Regions from separate parts of the Homo sapiens genome. Here region 2 is linked to region 1. A link is a loop called in an ENCODE intact Hi-C map of the cell type or tissue named here. Cell type or tissue: HepG2. All regions are shown on one strand. Region 1 overlaps USP31 (ubiquitin specific peptidase 31). Region 2 overlaps USP31 (ubiquitin specific peptidase 31).

Region 1 (5,000 bases):
CCCAACAGAGAAAATTTTTTTTAAAAATGTCATTATGTAAATTAAACTGCAATCAAAAAAAGAAACATCCTACTTAGATTACTCATCTAGCCGTTAGAGAATTTCTTTAGCATCCATTATTATTTCCTTTAAACTAGCCTTACCTATCTTAAAAACTGAAAATTAAAACTGCACTTCAGTGAAGGTTAGATACAGTTTTAGAAGGGCATGTGTGCTGAGATGATTCACCAAGAAAATTTAGTGAGGTCATGCAACCAGTAATCAAACAAATTTTTAAAAAATAAAGATGTGGAATGTTCTTCAATATTCAATAGCAGTTTCTTCTCCCTGATTAAAGAGCCAGACTTATAAGAAATAAAAGGTAAATTACACACTACACCTACTAGACTCAGAGCCATCAGGAGAATCTTCCAACTTGGAATACAGTCTACTAGACTGGATCAATCCACATTAAAGTTAACAAAAATATATATTTGACAGGCACAGTACTGATCCTCCCAAATGCCCCAAAGCAGAGCTCCCTGTCAATCAAAGTACCCAGCAACTCAGCACCCAGCACAACCCCAATAAATGCCTGACTACCTGTTCATTCCTTTAATCCTTTGGAAGCACAGCCTAGGGAAATGACATCCCAGCTGGAAAATAGAAGAAACCCCTCCTGCCACCACCATTAATAATAATACCACCAGAAAGAGAATAAAATACAAATGGCCTACACAAAAGTATTTATAGCAGAATGCTGGCAATAACCTCAATACTCAGCAATCTAAGACTCACTGAACCTATTAAGATACCTCAACATTATAACAATTTAAAATGACAAAGTACATAGTTAATGCCAATATAAATTCCAGATAGAGTTTAAAAAAACAACACATACAAACTAGAAATAAGAAAAAAGCTGAATCTTTGTCAAGCCACTAGAGGGAAGAAAACTTTTTAAGCTTAAACACCATAAAGAAATCACAAAAGGAACAGGAGTAGATCTTACTTCCTAACCATTTTAAACTCTGGTATGAGAAAATAAAAATAATAGATATCTGAAGTTGAGACAATAAACTCGTTTCCCAGGTTCTTGGCAGAGGTAAGGGTGGGAAGATCTGTTCTCCTAGAATAGATGTGGACTCCTGACGAGATAAGGGGATGCCACATTGTCAACTGCACAGAAATCAAGCTCTGTGTTCAAACTGTGGACCCATTTACTGCCAGCTGTGTGAGCTGGGAGTGGTTACTTCATCTCCAAGTCTCAGCTTCCTCACCAGTAATGTGGGGAAAGCAGTAGCCTCATTATATATTGAATAAAACATCTGTTAAGGCCTTAGGATAGAGGCTAACGCAGACTCAATAAGGCAGTCTCTGGCTAGAATACAATAACCTTTGGATTCACCAAATTCACTTATAAATAGAAGCTTAGTGTTAACCCTAAGCAACTGGGGTGGGAACAGGATTTTGAGAAACTTTCAGTTGAACAAACATTACCTGGGCTCTTGCTGCATATTAAGAACTATATTGCACTGCTGGGTATAACAAGATAAAGCAAAATGTGGCCCCAGCTCCAGAGAACTTCACAGTGTGGTGGGAAGGACAGAGAAGAAAACAAATCATTTCCACATAACACGCTGGTGTGAGAGATTAACAGAAGTTAACTGCCCAGAAGAGCAGGAGTTCGCCAGCCAGCCTGCAGGTAAAGGGAGTGAGGAAAGGCTCTCTGGACAAGATAATTTAGGTATTTTTTACTGTAATGCAATAAAACTAGAAACAATCCAAACAAAAACACATACAGGGAAACGTAACAACTGGAAAAGAAACACAAACAAGCACCTGGGTCAAAGAAGAATAAGTGAAATAATAGACTATCTAGAAAATATTGTAAATATGAGTAGACCAGAGAAAACTGAATTGTAAGCTGGCATTGGAGAAAGCTGGCCAACCCAATATACAGGATCACCGAAAGAATCAGAAACTGGAGGTGCCAGAGGCCTCTGGAAGTAGAGGGTAAAGTAAAAGAGGAATTAAAATAAGGACTTTCAACAAGAGCACCAAGACCATTCAATGAGGACAGTACAATCTCTTCATCAAATGGTGCTGGGACAAGTAAATATTTACTTGTCCCAGAATGGAGTTTGGTCCCTACCTCATACAATTTATAAAGGTTAACTTAAAATGTATCAACAACCTAAATGTAAGAGCTAAAACTACAAAACTCAGAAGAAAACACAAGAGTAAATCTTTATGACCTTGGATGTGGTGACGGATTCTTAGATATGACGACAAAATTATGAGCAACAAAAGAAAAAACAGACTTCATCAAAATGAAGAACTTTTGTACGTCAAAGAACACTATCAAGAAAGAGAAAAAACCCAGAGAATGGAATAAAATACTTGCAAGTCATATATCCCATAAGGGTCTAGTATTATACATCCTTACAAAGAATTCTTACAACTCAACAAAAACAACTCAACAAAAAGATAATGCAATTTAAAATGGGAAAAAGGCTTGAATAGACATTTCTCCAAAGAGAATATATAAATGGCCAAACAAGCACATGGCAAGATGTTCATCATCATTTACTATTAGAGAAATGCAAGTCAAAACCTCAATGAAGTAACACTTCACATTCACCAGGATGGCTAAAATCAAAAAGATGAAAAATAAATGTTGGCAAAGATGTGGAGAAATTAGAACTCTCATCTATTGCTGGTGGAAACGTAAAATGATCCAGCTCCTGTGGAAAACAGTTTGGCAATTCCCAAGAAGACAACCATAGAATTATGATATGATCCATCAATTCCATTCCTAGGTACATACCCAAAAGAACTGAAAACAGGTATTCAAACAAATACTTGTACACAAATGCTCATAGTAGGACTATTCATAATAGACAAAAGGTAGGAAAAAAACAAATGCCCATCAATAGATTAGTGGATAAACAAAATGTGGTACATGCATATGTATGTATGGAATACTGTTCGGCCATTAAAAAGGAATGAAGTGGATCCGTTCCAAGATGGCCGAACAGGAACAGCTCTGGTCTGCAGCTCCCAGCATGATCGATGCAGAAGATGGGTGATTTCTGCGTTTCCAACTGAGGTACCTGGTTCATCTCATTGGGACGGTTGGACAGTGGGTACTGCCCACGGAGGGTGAGCTGAAGCAGAGTGGGGTGTCGCCTCACCCGGGAAGCTCAAGGGGTCGGGGGATTTCCCTTTCCTAGCCAAGGGAAGCTGTGACAGACTGTACCTGGAAAAACAGGACACTTCTGCCCAAATACTGTGCTTTTCCCAAGGTCTCAGCAACCGGCAGACAAGGAGATTCTCTCCCATGCCTGGCTCGGTGGGTCCCATGCCCACGGAGTCTTGCTCACTGCTAGCGCAGCAGTCTGAGAACAAACTGCGAGGTGGCAGCCTGGCTGGGGGAGGGGCATCCACCATTGCTGAGGCTTGAGTAGGTAAACAAAGCAGCCAGGAAGCTCAAACTGGGCAGAGCCCCTCACAGCTCAGCAAGGCCTGCTGCCTCTATAGACTCCACCTCTGTGGGCAGGGCATAGCTGAACAAAAGGCAGCAGACAGCTTCTGCAGACTTAAAGGTCCTTGTCTGACAGCTTTGAAGAGAGCAGTGGTTCTCCCAGCATGGCATTTGAGCTCTGAGAATGGACAGACTGCCTCCTCAAGTGGGTCCCTGACTCCCATGTAGCCTAACTGGGAGACACCTCCCAGTAGGAACCGACAGACACCTCATACAGGCGGGTGCCTGTCTGGGACGAAGCTTCCAGAGAAAGGATCAGGCAGCAATATTTGCTGTTCTGCAGCCTCTACTGGTGATACCCAGGCAAACAGGGTCTGGAGTGGACCTCCAGCAAACTCCAACAGACCTGTAGCTGAGGGACCTGATCATTAGAAGGAAAACTAACAAAAAGAAAGGAATAGCACCAACATCAACAAAAATGACATCTACACCAAAACCCCATCTGTAGGTTACCAACATCAAAGATCAAAGGTAGATAAAACCACAAAGATGGGGAGAAACCAGAGCAGAAAGGCTGAAAATTCTAAAAACCAGAGCACCTCTTCTCCTCCAAGGATCGCAGTTCCTCGCCAGCAATGGAACAAAGCTGGATGGAGAATGACTTTGATGAGTTGACAGAAGTAGGCTTCAGAAGGTTGGTTCTCTGAGCTAAAGGAGCATGTTCAAACCCATCGCAAGGAAGCTAAAAACCTTGAAAAAAAGGTTAGACAAATGGCTAACTAGAATAAACAGTGAAGAGAAGAGCTTAAATGACCTGATGGAGCTGCAGACCATGGCATGAGGACTTTGTGATGCACGCACAAGCTTCAATAGCCAATTCGATCAAGTGGAAGAAAGGGTATCAGTGACTGAAGCTCAAATTAATGAAATAAAGCAAGAACACAAGGTTAGAGAAAAAAGAGTAAAAAGAAATGAACAAAGCTTCCAAAAAATATGGGGCTACGTGAAAAGACCAAATCTATGTTTGATTGCTGTACCTGAAAGTGATGGGAAGAATGGAACCAAGCTGGAAAACACTCTTCAAGGATATTAACCAGGAGAACTTCCCCAACCTAGCAAGGCAGGCCAACATTCAAATTCAGGAAATATAGAGAACACCACAAAGATACTCCTCGAGAAGAACAACCCCAAGACACATAATTGTCAGATTCACCAAGGTTGAAATGAAGGAAAAAATGTTAAGGGCAGCCAGAGTGAAAGGTCAGGTTACCCACAAAGGGAAGCCCATCAGACTAACAGCAGATCGCTCTGCAGAAACCCTACAAGCCAGAAGAGAATGGGGCCAATATTCAATATTCTTAAAGAAAAGAATTTTCAACCCAAAATTTATATCCAGCCAAACTAAGCTTCATAAGTGAAGGAGAAATAAAATCCTTTACAGACAAGCAAATGCTGAGAGATTTTGTCACCACCAGGCCTGCCTTACAAGAGCTCCTGAAGGAAGCACTAAACATGGAAAGGAACAACCGGTACC
Region 2 (5,000 bases), 49 kb after region 1:
AGCGCTAAGAGCAGGTAGTCAAACTGTAAAGCAAACCAGGTGTCATGACTCTGCCTTCCTGGTTTTCCTGCTACCTCTCTGACTGCCCCTTAAGAGGTCCTCTCTCTCCTCCTGTCCTCTCATTTTTAGTTTCCCTCAAAGGCTTAGTCATGGGCCTCAGACCTTCTAAATATGCTCCTGGCTTCAATTATCACCTCTATGCAGCTGAATCCAAGTCTATACAGCTAGTCCTAAATTGCACCTGATTTCCAACTGTCTATTAAGGCTTCCTCTCTTAAGTGGGAAGGTCATATCCTATGGCTCCCAACCCCATATATTCAAATTAAATGCACAATCTTTCTGCTCCTCATGCTCCACAAACCACTTCCCTTTCTAAGTGCTCAATTTCTATCAGCTATTAAATTTATATCAAATATCCCTATTATTTCTTTATCACCTTGGCCTGAAACCTCAGTATTCCCTTTACCACTACGCCTCTTGTAGTTTTCTTAATAATGTCCAATGTCCTCCAAAATGTCACTTGGATTCACCTTTCCTCCTCCTTTTCCTCACTTCATTCCTGTGATTGTTTTCTCGCTGTATTTATTTTCTCCTCCATTTGATTCATTTTCACTCACCATCAGACCCATTTTTCTAAAATCGTTTTCATCAAATCAATCTCTCTGCACAACTCAAGAAGGCTCAATTGAATCACTACTGATTGCAGCCTCAAGGCTAAACTGTTGTGACAGACTCTCAAAGCCATCCATAATGTGCCCCCTCTCCTCTCCCCAGTTATCTAAATTTATCTCCCCTTCATTCCAAATCAGTGGTTCTCAATTTTGCTGCCGAGGGACATTTGGCAGTATCTGGAGACATTTTTAATTGTCATGACTTGGAGTAGGGGGGAGTACAACCACATCTAGTGGGTGAAGGCCAGGGATTCTGCTAAACATCCTACAGTGCCAGGACAGCCCCCAACAACAAAGAATTAGCCAGCCCAAAATAGCAAGAGTGCCAAGGCCGAGAATCTGCTCCAAATCAAGGCTCTCTGTCCCCAGACCATGCTATATCTATACCTCTGCTCAGAATATTTCCCTAGCAACTTAGAATGTCGTCTCTCTTCCCCTTAACTATCAATGTTTTATTTATCTTCAAATCCCATTCTAAGTCTATAGCCCATGGCTTTAAATACCATCCAGTGGTGACGCCTCCAAAATGTTTATCTTATCTTCTGAGTTCCTTACCCAGCTGCCTACTAGACATCTCCTGAGTGTACTATTTAACATATCTGAACCTGAATTCCTGACTCCCCCAAAACTCCTTCTCCTCAAATAGGTATACAGCCCCAGCAATCACCCAGTTGCTCAGGAAAACAGGTGGGAGTTATTCTGGATGCTCTCCTCAACGTTCTCTGCTCCAGTGTCTTGCCACAAATCAATCCATTAGCAAGTTCTGTCAAGAGTCTACCTCCAGACACATCTTAAATCCATCCACTTCTCCACCTCCCTCCACCATCCCTTTTACCCAGTCCATCACAAAAGCCTCCTGACTGGTCTCTGCCTCCATTCTACTCACTATTCAGTGCCCAGAATAACCACTTCACATTTTCACAAGATCATACCAGGACTCTGTTTAAAGCCTATAACAGCCCCCATGACTCTTGGAATAAAATCTAAACCCCTTACCTTGGTCTGTAAGGCACTATAGCTACACAAGGCAGACTCGGCCTCTGCCTACCTGGCCCCTGCCTCTCCACCTCCTCCATCCCGCTCTCCTCCTGGCTCTCTAGCTGCAAACAAGATCTGTCAGACTTTCAAGTGTACCCTCAGCTCTTTCCAACTATAGCGCCTTCTGCATTTTATTCTTCCTGCCTGGTCACACCCATTATTCCCTCTCATACACCTATCTATTTCTCTTTAGCATTTATACAATAATTTTTTTTTTTTTTTGGACACAGGGTCTCACTCTGTAGCCCAGGCCAGAGGGCAGTGGCACAATCTCGGCTCACCACACCTTGACCTCTTGGCTCAGGTGATCTTCCCACCTCAGCCTCCGAAGTAGCTGGAACCACAGGTGTGTGCCACCACGCCCGGCTAATTTTTGTACTTTTTGGAGAGACAGGGTTTCGCCTGTTGCCCAGGCTGGTCTTGAACTCCTGAGCTCAAGCTATCTGTCTACCACGGCCTCCCAAAGTGCTGGGATTACAGGCACATGCCACCATGTCTGGCCTACTGTAATTTTTAATTTCATATTTACCAGTGTTTATTGAATAATATCTGCCTCCTCTGTGGCAATAAAAGTTCCGTAAAGGAAGGGACCACATGGCCTTTTACAATTTTTTTACCATTATCATATCACTTTGTTTTCCACTATATACAAATGACTTGTACAATATGTGGCATGGAGTTAGAAAATCAAATTTGTAGATGCTTAATTGCTGACAACAAATAAAAGGATGAATAAATGAAATCTTTCTACTTACACTTTCATACACAATGATCTCACCTCTCTCTCAGCTCCCAGTGAACTTTCCTCATCAGTACAACTTAAAACAGCTTCTCTATAAGCAGCTAAGTTCTCTGACGGCATGAACCTAGTCCTATAACCTTTGTACTTAATCCTGTATTCCCAGCCCCTTTACCTAAACTAACAATAACTGTGCAGCAAATGTGATTCAGGTCCAAAATATGGAGTTCATAATTATCCCATGTATTTTTATTCCTCAATTAGTCCTCATGGAAAATTTATTGTAATTCTTACACTTCACTTTTACCAAACTTGGTAAGATGTGGTAAACATCAGCTCAAAGCTTACTGGAGAGAGATCCACATGTGTTGATATACGTGTTGAAACAGTCTGAAAGGAATGTGTTTTAAGAAAGACTTCCAAAAACACCTAAGCCTGAGGAGCAATGGCACAAACGTGAAGCTAGCTGCAGATGACCTTATTTTCACTCCAATTCAGCACCACAGTCTCAGAGGAAAAAATGTTACACGTTTCAGCACGTCCCCTCTGCCCATGTACGTGTTATGTTGAGACCTGTCGTTTCATTGCTTGTACTGATAAGGCCACCCAGGCCCAGGACCCAGTTTGTGCACCAGCAGTGCAGGGGTACACAGAGTTCACAGTCAGTGGAAGTCAGAATTCTGGTTCTGCTCCCTCAACCTCTAGCTAGTGGGTGAACTCAGTTCCCACATCCTGAAAGGCTAGGAACTACTCACACCACATCCAAGTCTGCTTCCAAGTCTAAAACTTCATGATTCTATCAACTTTCTCCCTCAGAGGTGTGGAGCTTTGCTAAAACTCAAGTGATGGCATTTGATGGACCAGAGAACTGACCAGGAAGGGATGTACTTTTTATTTTATACTCTGTCACAAAGCTAAATGTGACCTACACAATTTCATTTTTTCCAAGGGACACCCTGAAGTCAGTGTGCTTTGTGGAAAACACTGAAGTATCAGTATACTAAAGAGCTTGACACTAACAAGAAAAAAACTGTGTACCATGGGTTTGCAGCATAGCACCAGAACCCCCAGCATGAGTGCATGGAAAAGCAGGCTGGGAAACTCAGCAAGTGTGAGCCTCTGATTGCCAGGTTGTTCACCACTAGTCTCTTATACAAGTTTATTCCTTTTGTGACTTGAGAATTCTCACTAATAAATAAGCACCACAAGGCACCAAAGTTCAAGGAAAAAAAAATGGGAGAGAGAATTCTATTCATCAATTACCATTTGTTTCACTGCAAATCTGGAAGGAGTCCCCACAATTCTTTTATCAATAGATCACTCTGTGCTAGCTGTTCTTTGCCAGCACAATTTAAAAACTGCTGCCATAAAATTTATCTTTCTTGCTTGAAAGATGACCATCCATCTTTTTACTTGCTGCAAAACGGCTCTGAGCTCTAAAACTCAGAAAGCATTTGTAAGAATCTGGGGCACCCATGCTCCTATGAAAGCAATAAGCTGATTCCCTTTAAAATGGCATATTATGTATTCAAAGTGATTTATTTACTCTCACTATTTTACTAGGAAAGTGATGCAAGGGTCCTGCCAGTGAAGCCCAAGTTTTACCCTAGTGCTGCTGCAAACACATATACACACTCAGAGACAGAGAAGGAGAAAGAGAGAGGGAGAGGTTGGGGGGGGGGAGAGAGAGAGAAAGAGAGAGCGCGAGAGATAACAAGGTAACCATTTTAAAGGCTGGGGAAGTAAAAGGAAACTTGCGCTGAGTCTCCAAACTTTCCTCCAAACAGTTTCTCAGCCTCAGCACTACTGACACTTTGGGGTGAAAACCCTTTAGTAAGGGGGGCTGTCCTGCACATTGTGTGACATTTAGCAGCATCCCTGGAATCTACCACCACATGCCAGTAGCACCCTGATCCCAGCTGTGACAACCAAGTAGGGTTCCAGACATCGACAAATGTCCCAGGGGGTGGGGGCAGGGTGGGGTGAGGACAGGCAAAAGTGCCCGTGTTGAAAACCAGTGCTCTAAGAGTAGGAAACAAACAAACAAAAAATCTGTGTGAAAAGAGAAAGGATAAAGGTAATGGCTAGAGACATTTTTTACAGCATATCAAGGTTGAGCTAGTCAACTCATTTCATCCTGGGAAATGAAAACCCAACTTTAACAACCATCTAGCCCATCCAAAACCAAAAACCATCTACTTGGCAAGCTCCTAAAACTCAAATCAATGTGGTTAAAAAGGAAGAAAGAACTCTAATTGAAAAACTTACAAAGAAAAGCATTAGTAACTTAAAGTTTTAAGATAATAAAAGCACAAAGACATAGTAAGTGCTTTTCTAACCTCAAGGTAACTATCTCAAGATGGCAAATTGGTTTTATCTCCTCTGCCAACTTCAACTAGGTGGTGGTGGCTGCCTGGAGCCCTTCTAGAACTGAGCAGGATTCTAAGGCTGAATGTGAGCGATGTGAAAGTGAAGAATATCTGAATGAAATAACGATGTCCACCCCAAGCAGGCGAAGCACAGTGAGGTATGCCTCAGGTCCACCTTCTGGT

Evidence for each region. Hi-C counts contacts between places; a loop is a spot of excess contacts. Peaks named below come from ENCODE experiments on the same cell type or tissue, not always from the same donor. Only the 100,000 strongest peaks of a DNase experiment are listed, where the experiment ranks them.
Region 2: it touches region 1 in a loop (4-fold over the local background); 23 of 110 quality-filtered maps call a loop at or near these places.

Annotation. Positions count from the first base shown.
Region 1 is chr16:23,090,877-23,095,876 of GRCh38, forward strand. All of the region lies in intron 6 of USP31 (ubiquitin specific peptidase 31), which reads right to left. Among named protein-coding and RNA genes, the nearest start is that of USP31, 56 kb to the right of the region's middle. RefSeq lists an enhancer at 2,720-3,266. In HepG2, no CTCF peak of the experiment used is centred here; DNase peaks (open chromatin) are centred at 2,075 and 3,495; H3K4me3 peaks cover 873 bases.
Region 2 is chr16:23,139,466-23,144,465 of GRCh38, forward strand. All of the region lies in intron 1 of USP31 (ubiquitin specific peptidase 31), which reads right to left. Among named protein-coding and RNA genes, the nearest start is that of USP31, 7.5 kb to the right of the region's middle. In HepG2, no CTCF peak of the experiment used is centred here; DNase peaks (open chromatin) are centred at 2,556 and 2,896; H3K4me3 peaks cover 1,787 bases.